Linked DNA regions of Homo sapiens: region 1 is linked to region 2. A link is an interaction called in ENCODE POLR2A ChIA-PET data of the cell type or tissue named here. Cell type or tissue: Panc1. All regions are shown on one strand. Links, peaks and the distances in the headings refer to the core of each region. The heading gives the core; the rest is flanking DNA.

What was found. Peaks named below come from ENCODE experiments on the same cell type or tissue, not always from the same donor. Only the 100,000 strongest peaks of a DNase experiment are listed, where the experiment ranks them.
Region 1: POLR2A ChIA-PET joins it to region 2 with 5 read pairs; 3 of 35 experiments call an interaction of 5 or more read pairs at or near these places.

The regions. Positions count from the first base shown.
Region 1 is chr12:75,789,315-75,793,713 of GRCh38, reverse strand. The region is part of intron 1 of LOC105369844 (a long non-coding RNA gene); the gene reads left to right. Among named protein-coding and RNA genes, the nearest start is that of PHLDA1-AS1, 240 kb to the left of the region's middle. In Panc1, for the core only: no CTCF peak of the experiment used is centred there; no DNase peak of the experiment used is centred there; H3K27ac peaks cover 4,000 bases.
Region 2 is chr12:75,846,552-75,850,950 of GRCh38, reverse strand. No RefSeq gene overlaps it. Among named protein-coding and RNA genes, the nearest start is that of PHLDA1-AS1, 180 kb to the left of the region's middle. In Panc1, for the core only: no CTCF peak of the experiment used is centred there; no DNase peak of the experiment used is centred there; H3K27ac peaks cover 4,000 bases.

The DNA.
Region 1 (4,399 bases), core at 275-4,274, 57 kb after region 2:
AAAGTTTGATGATTACAGCTAAGTTACAGCTATGTAACTTAAAATCCAAAAGTGTGAGTCTTCTAACTGTACTCTTCTTTTGCAAGATTTCTTTAGACTATGCTAGGTTGCTTGTGTTTTCATATAAATTTTAGAATTGGTTTGTTAATATCTGTAAAAATGGCAGCTGGAATTTTCATAGGTATTGTGTTAAATCTATAGATTAATAGTATTACCATCTGAACAATATGAAGTCTTCCAGTTCATGAAGATGGATGTCTTTCTATTTTTTTTTTAGGTCTTCATTAGTTTCTTTCAATGTTGTTTTGTAGTTTTCAGTATATGAGTCTTACACAACATGGATAAAATTTATTTTTAGGTATTTTATTCTTTTGGATGCTATTATAAATTTATTTTTCCCTTAGTTTATTTTTCGATTGTTCATTGCTAGTATATAGAAATACAATTGCTTTTGTGTATTGATTTTATAGCCTGCAATCTTAGTGAACTTCTATTAGTTTGAATAGGTTTTTTCATGGATTTCTAAGTACACTGTATATATAAGATTATGTTACCTGCGAATAGAGATATTTCTTTCTTTAAATCTGGATGCCTTTTATTTTCTTGCCTGATTGTACTGATTAGAACCTACAGTACAGTGATGAAAGAAGCTTTGAGAGCAGACATCTACCCTTTGTTTCTGATTTTAGAGGGAAAGTTTTCAGTCTTTCACCATTAAGTATGATGTCATCTGTGCGTTTTCATGTATGCTCTTTATCAGGTGGAGGAAATTCCCTCCTATTCCTAGTGTGTTTAGTATTTTCATCATGATAGGGTGTTAGATTTTATCAAATGCCTTGTGTCTCTGGATATGATTATGTGGTTTCTGTCCATTATTGCATTAATATGGCATATTACAATGATTTATTTTTCTCCCCATAGTTAATCAAACCACATTCCTGAAATAAATCCTACTTGGTCATGGTGTATAATTCTTTCATATGTTGCTGGATTCAGCTGCTACCTAATAATATTTTGTTAAGGATTTTGTTCATTGTACATTCATTGGTCTGTAGTTTTCTTATGATATCTTTTTCTAGTTCTGGTAGCAGGGTAATACTGGCCTCATAGAGTGAATTGGAATGTGTTCCCTCCTCTTTTGTTTCTTGGAAGAGTTCATGAAGGATTGGTGTTAGATTTTCTTTAAATACTTGGTAGAATTTTCCAGTGAAACCCTCTAAACCTTTGAGTGTTTCTTTTTTCTTGGTCAGTCTAGCTAAATAAAGATTTGTCAGTTTTGCTGTTTTCAAAGACTAACTTTTGGTTTCATCAATATTCTCTGTTTTTTTTTTAATTCTCTGTAGCATTTATTTCTACTCCAATCTCTACTATTTCTTTCCTTCTGCTGGATTGGGGCTTAATTTGCTCTTTTTTTTTTTTTTTCTAGGTGGGAGGTCTTAAGATGGAGGCTTAGGTTATTAATTTGATATCTTCCTTTTAAAAATTGGCATTTACAGGTATAAATTTCCTTCTAAGCACTGCTTTAGCTATATTCCACAAGTTTTGGCATGTGGTGCTCTCATTTCATTCGTTTCAAAATATTTTAAAATTTCCTTCTGATTTCTGTTTTATTAGTTCGGAATATATTGTTTAATTTTCACATATTTGTGTATTTCTCAAATTTCCTTCTGTTACTGATTTCTAGTTTTATTCCCTTGTGGTTAGAGAACATATTTTGCATGATTTCAATCTTTTTAAATGTATTGAGACTCATTTTAGGTCTAACACATTGTCTGCCCTGGAGAGTGTTCCATGTGCACTTGAAAAGAATGTGTATTCTGCTGTTGTTTGATGGAGTGCTCTGTAGATGTCTGTTAGATCTAGTAGGCTTATAATGTTGTCAATGTTTTCTATCCATTTTCTTGTTGGTCTTCTGCCTAGTTCTAGTTTTAGCTGTTTTTCATGGCTACCGATGTGGTGAGCCTATCTGTTTCCAAGGCTATTTCAGAGCTGTGGAAGGTAGAATGGGAAAAGCGCAAGTTAAATCTCCTAAAATCTTGCTGTGCTTATTATGATTCAGCCATTTATATTGAATAAATCTTTCTCAGATAGTTGTAAGCCTTTTGTTAATTTCCAGAGTTCTGAAAGAAGTTGATTTTCATGAAATTTACCCATATTTTCATTGATTTTATAGAGGAACAGATTTTTGGAGATCTTCTTTCTACCATTCCCACTGATATCCTGGAAATCACAGTTTTTAGTATAAAAGGTGATGGCTGATCTGAGCCATCTTTTTTTTTTTTAAGTCTTGTAAATACATTCTAAGTACATAAATACATTTTTCATAAGGCTGAATTGATCAAAATATGGTTGAGGATCATCTCCATCAGAATTACCTGGGAGGTACATTAAGGATACAGATTACTAGACCATGCCAGGCAGTATTAAACCAGCTTCTCTAGAGGGAGAACCCATTACCTTATTATTTTTCACAACTTCCATGTTATTTATATATATGTACAAACTAAAATTGAAAAATCACTGACATGTGGTATTCTACAACTGATGTAATTCAGTGCTTACATACTGTCTATTGAGTTGTAAAATTGATTTTGAGCATCTTGAAATTCAGCAACAGGAACTTTGGCAGATAATAACGCTTTCCTTAAGTTTTACATTTATCAATTATACTTTAACATTGTTTTAACATAGCATATCATGAAAATATCAAGAGTTATGCATCTACAATTTGGTAGTGGCTCATGGGCTTTCATTCTGTCATTTATTTCTCAAGGGTATGATTTTTTACCCCTATTTTAAAGGCAAAGAACCTGCCAAAGGCAAAGAATGGTCATGTGACTAACAAGTGACAGAACTAGAATTTAAAAGAAGTATTCGTTGTACTAAATCCCATGTTCTTTCTGCTTTACCTTCCTAGTTCTCATAGGCTACATCTTTATTAGCCACTTCTCACTTGAACATAATGATTATTTTGCCAATAAATCCACAGCACATATTCACTTCAATTTCTTTTAAAATACTTTAGCACATTAGATGTCTTTCTTACCTCTTTGTAATGCAATTCAACTTCTCTTTGTCTGAAAGCTACAAAATAATTGCAAATAAAAATGAGTTGTATGTCACAGACATGAAATGTGGTATGCATGAGCAAGGAGGCAAGACAATTTGGAGCCTCTCTGTAGGCCAAGGGCTGAATTTCATAGCAGCTCTAAAATGAAGGTGAAAGAAAGGAATTGAGGCCCTTAAGCAAACCAAATCAAATTAGTTCAAAGAAAAGGAAATGACTTTTCACATTAATAGAGATGAGCTGGCATGCACATGCTAAACACCCTCATATTTTCAAATGACTATGTGTCACTTTCTCAAGGCTGTGGGCAATGGGTGTATATTTTAACAGATGATTTCAAAATAACAAATTTTCTGAGTGAGCTGGCCATCATTTCCTGGTGCAATTTTTAAGCTATGGGGCTATCTCTTAGAATTCTGAATTGTGTTCATCACTTGTCAAAGGAGAGAGCATGGCACAGAGGGGTGCCCCTGTAGCCCCCGACGTACCTAGAAAATTGGATGTCCCACTTCAGAGACTTTTAGAGCTGTCAGCTTATGATTTTGTTCTCACCCTTTCTGTGCCTGCGCAAAATTCCTCAGGTCAATTATGTGTGATAGAGGACTCGAGAAATCCTACTGTACGGAATTAATTTTGTGCTCTGAATTTTATCAGATTGGTTCATGTATGGGTATATATTCCTTACTCAGTGCCAATTTTTAGATAAATAGACTCAGAACTCTTTGAAAAGAGGGACTGTGTCTCATTTAGTCTTGCACTATCAAAACCTAACATGGCACCTTGCTCATAGTAGGCACTTGAAGCGTTTGAAGAATAAGCAGCTGTATTCATGATCTATGAATACAAATTCACAGATCATACTTCTCATCTGTTCTCAACCTATTGCTTTATTAGAAAATAGACTTTTTAACAGTCCAATAATAATTCAGTAAGTATAAAGGTAAAGAATAAAAATAAAATGAAAAATCTATGTGCCTACCTACTTTGAAAAACAAGAATGTTATAGTTAACTTTGACGTTTCCTGAGTAACCAAACTCTTTTCTCTCCACTGTATGCCCCACCCCAGAGGTAACTACCATCTTTAACTTTGAGTTTATCATTTAGTCTAGTGCTTTTGTTGTTGTCATTGTTGTGTTGTTTGTTTGTTTTCTGAGATGGAGTTTCACTCTTGTTGCCCAGGCTGGAGTGCAATGGCGCTATCTCAGCTCACTGAAACCTCCACCTCCTGGGTTCAAAGGATTCTCCTGCCTCAGTCTCCCGAGTAGCTGGGATTACAGGTGCCCACCACTACATCCAGCTAATTTTTGTGTTTTTAATAGAGATGGGATTTT
Region 2 (4,399 bases), core at 113-4,112:
TGCTGCTGTTGTTTGTCATTCTCTTCTTCCTCTAATCCAGGGAAATTGGAGAGGGAGAGTGGAAGGTAGTATGAATCATCTGTTAGAGATACTTACTTCCCCAGGGCTTGCTTCCCTATGCATAGGGGAGACAACTCCAAAGTCATGAACTCTGGAGAAAAAAAGTGAATCATCATCATCCTCTCAGGCGTCAGATTTATTTGGCTTCTTTTTCTAGCCTATGGTTTGGAGGCCTGATGTCAGCACAGGATTTCAGAGAGAGAGAGAGAAAAAAAAAGAGAGAGAGAGGAAGAGAGAGAAAGGATACATAGTAGAGAACGTGGTATGCTAAGAAGTGTACATGGCCAGGGAGGTTAGATGTCTTAGTGGTAAGAAGAATCTCTGAAAGGATCTGATGGTTGAGGCAAGGCCCATAAGCCTTGTGTGGTTCCAGATGAAACAGCTGAGTGTCATTGATTAGTGTAAGAAATTGGGTTTAAAAAAGTTACTCGATTAGCTGGGTGTGTTGGCACACGTACTTGTTCCCAGGTACTCAGGAGGCTGAGGCAGGAGAATCACTTGAACTCGAGAGGCGGAGGTTGCAGTGAGCCAAGAACGTGCCATTGTACTCCAGCCTGGGCGACAAAAGTGAAACTCTGTCTCAAAAAAAAAAAAAACACAAGAAACCAAAAACAACAACAAAAAAACCAATGAACAAAGTCTATTAAATTTGAAATTGTGTAGATGTTTTAAGTGGGGGATAGTTTCTGAAAAGTAGGAGGTCAGTGGCTATTAGTTTGCTTGAGCTGTCATAACAAAATACCACAGACTGGGTGGCTTAAACAAGAGAAATTTATTTCCTCTCAGTTCTGGAGGCTAGGTGTCTAAGATTAAGGTGTCGGCAGGGTTGGTTTCTTCTGAAGTCTCTCTCCTTGGCTTGTAGATGGCTGTCTTCACCCTATGTCTTTATATTGTCTTCTCGTACGTCTGTGTCTAATCATCTGGCCTTACAAAAACACCAGTCATACTGAATTTGGAATCATTCTAATGACCTCATTTAACCTTAACTACCTCTTTAAAGACCATATCTCAAAATACAGTCACATTTTGAGGTTCTAGAGATTAGGACTTAAACACATGAATTTTAAGGGAACACAATTTAGCCCATAACAACTATGGAACCATATCTACTACATAATATACCCTCAAAAAAAGATTTTTGAATGTCTTTTGCCTCAGCCAAGATGTTTCCTATATATTCTGCTCAGTCAGGAATCAACCCCAGGCTCTGGTGAGAGGGCCTAAACAGACCCTGCCACAGGGCAACAGTGTTGTTTCAATCTTTACTGATCCCGTAACCGTACACCAAAATGAGCCTGGATGGGGAAGATCCTATAATTGCAAGGAGGGCACTCCTAGTCCTATTTCAATAGTTCAGAAAACTGGAACTCAGAGACGTGAAGTGACATCTCCTAGGTCACACAACCAATGCATGTCAAAACTGGGAATTACGTGTGAGAATTTCAAGCACCTGGAATTGTCTTCCCATTAGGTCGGAGCTAATGAAGTTTAACAGAGCTTGAGCTTTGAAGGAATGAGTGTGTACTAGTTCTCAGAGAAGACTTGCAGCATGCAATGAGAAAAGAGGTCATTCCAGGTGAGTGAAGGAACATGAGCAAAGCAGAATCAGGAATTGTAAAAGGGGCTCTTTATTTTAAGCTACTGTCCACTCTCCAGTATGTACAATGGCATATATTACCATTGACATTGAAGTTAGGTTGACAGTGCCTCTCTAAATAATCCAGGAAATAATGAGGCATCTCAGATGTGTCATCAATTTATTTACTGGCTCATTGGGAAAGACATTACATTATTCATTAGCTGCTTTATATTTGCAAAATGGTTTGCCATAATTTTGATTTGATTTCTCCCTAGCAAGCTAGCTCAGCGTGGTCACTGCAAGTTGCTCAGCTCACTAAGGAAACATTTAAAGATATAAAGACATTAAATTGGCCAAAACCTGCTAAGAGCAAGAGCTAGGATTAAGAATTGGAAACTTCAGAGACCTCCTCTGTTTTGCCTCTGGGGCCGGCTTTTTCCATAAACAGGCTTCTGGGAAGCAGCATGATGAGGGGATTCCATGAAGAGCATGGCATTTTCTATAACCATTTATTGAAAATGCAAGTCATCAAATTAGAAGAAAGGCATACCAGGGAAGCAGAGAGGCCCACACTCTGGGCCAGGGTTTTAGAGCAAGGGTCCTGGACTGGGTTCTGTGTAACACATTTGTATTGACGACCATGAAAGGATTCAGCGTCTTGAATGAGACAGCTGCTTGTACAGAGGCGTTTTTTATGAGCTGACAAGTTAGCCAGAAACAAAGCATGTTTGTAGGAAGTAAATCGTTGCCAGTTTTAATCTGAGCTTTTCATTCAGCTGTAGCTGGAGACAATTGAGTTTTTAATGTTCTGCATGAAGTTCCTTGATTCGGATTTTGGTCAGAATGAGGCCCGGGGTTTGGTTTGGCTTTAGGTGTTCCATTTGCAAAATGTCACCAATATCAATGAAAACAAAAGCTATGCTGGTTGTTTTCATTTCCTGCTGATCATAACTTTTCCAGGGGACAGGGTCTGGACAAACAAAGCTGCCTCCTTGAAGGATGTTTATGTTTCTAGCTCCAAGACTGAGATTAAAGAGGGTAAACAGTTGACATGTTATGATGTGAAAATGATTTAAAGTCCACACTAAGATGAGAATTAAACTGAGATCCTCACTGGGGTCTTGAGGAGTCAGAGGAAGTTGCTTTGAGGCACATCAATGAGAGTGAAGAATTGCTTCTTTGATTGGGTTTCTTCAGGAGAGATGTTTCTCCTAAGAAAAATTTCCAGATAGCTGAAAAAAAAAATCTCTTTTAAAAACACTAAAAAAAAAGTGTGTTTGTGGAAAATTATTTAAAAATGCATTATATAGTTTCCTGCCTTATCAACAAGAGTGTAGACCACAATATGCCCTGTTCTTGATGACTCTGGGTAGTCATTACCTTCACCAGCTCAAAAGCAGTGACACCTGTGGGCCCTGTTGATGCCATCCTGCACCAGTTCCCTAGAGGAACCTGCAGGGTGAATGGATGATGGCTGGGTGCCACTGAGAATTTATATTTGTATTGTGGACCATGAATGGTATTCTTTCACTAGAACATTAAAAATAAAGGTAGTAACTAAGCATACCCAAATCTTGCTAAGAGAAAGATAACTAGATTTACTAAGCCAACTAAGTTAACATTTCAACTAATTACATGTTGATTGGGTTGGTTTGACCAGCAGTGCCTTCTCATAAGAGAGTTGTTCCTGAACCTCAGCCCTGTGGCCTGAAGTTTTTTACTGTTTGTCTCTTCATGTACATGTAAGCAGGGACCTTAAAAACTACCTCTGGGTTTGCATCATGTCAGTTACTGTAGCACAACTCAATCCTGTACAATTGGAACTCTAAAAACTAGAATTTTGCTCTTTTTAGACTACACTCCCTGATGATCATTCATCTCTTTTAAAACTGTATTCAGACTTCAGGCAATCTTCTTTGGGATTTCACCTTCGTAAGGATGCACCTTCTTAGAGATTCTGTCTTAGCCTCCTGAACAGACAGTCAGTAACCCCAGTGGCTGAGTTATTCTCTGGTCATGCTGAGGTCCAAACTACACTAAACAACACAGTTTACCTGTGGTCTACCTGGCCTGAATTGTCTTACCACTTTCCTAAAGGGAATGGATATTATCTCTACCTGCAGTTTTAGGTGGGAAAAGATTGGTTTTGTGGCTGAATACCACTAGAAAGACTCTCTTCCCTAGGAAAAAAAATTAATCTGAATTTATGGTCTTCCCAGGTATCCTAGTTTGAAATAGTCTTCTTTTAATCCTGAGGGACATGTTAAAAAATAATATGCTTTTGACTTATTTCAGACTATTGCTTTCCCAATAGTGAATCCTTCTGAAAAATTTTAACCCTAGGATGTCTCGCCTACTGGAAGACTCTGTGATACCTACTTTGCGTTATTTTCTGATTCTTAGCTGTTGTATATTTAAATTTCCTGGATAAGAGATCCCTGGATAAGAGAGAGACTATTCTTCATGATTTTAATTGACTTTATTCGGTTGTTTGCTACAGATTTATTAAATCAAAAGCCCTAAATCTAAGGCTGAATAATGGGCCCCACGTAAATCAGGCCTTAATCCCAGGAACCTGTAAATGATACCTTACAAGGAAAGAGGGCCTTTGCCAATGTGGTTAATTTAAAGATCTTGAGATGGGGAGATTATCCTGGATCATCTAGGTGGACCCTAAATGCAATCACAGGCATCCTTATGAAAGAGAGGCAGAGGAAGATTTGACATAGACAAAAGAGGAGAAGGCAACATGACCATAGA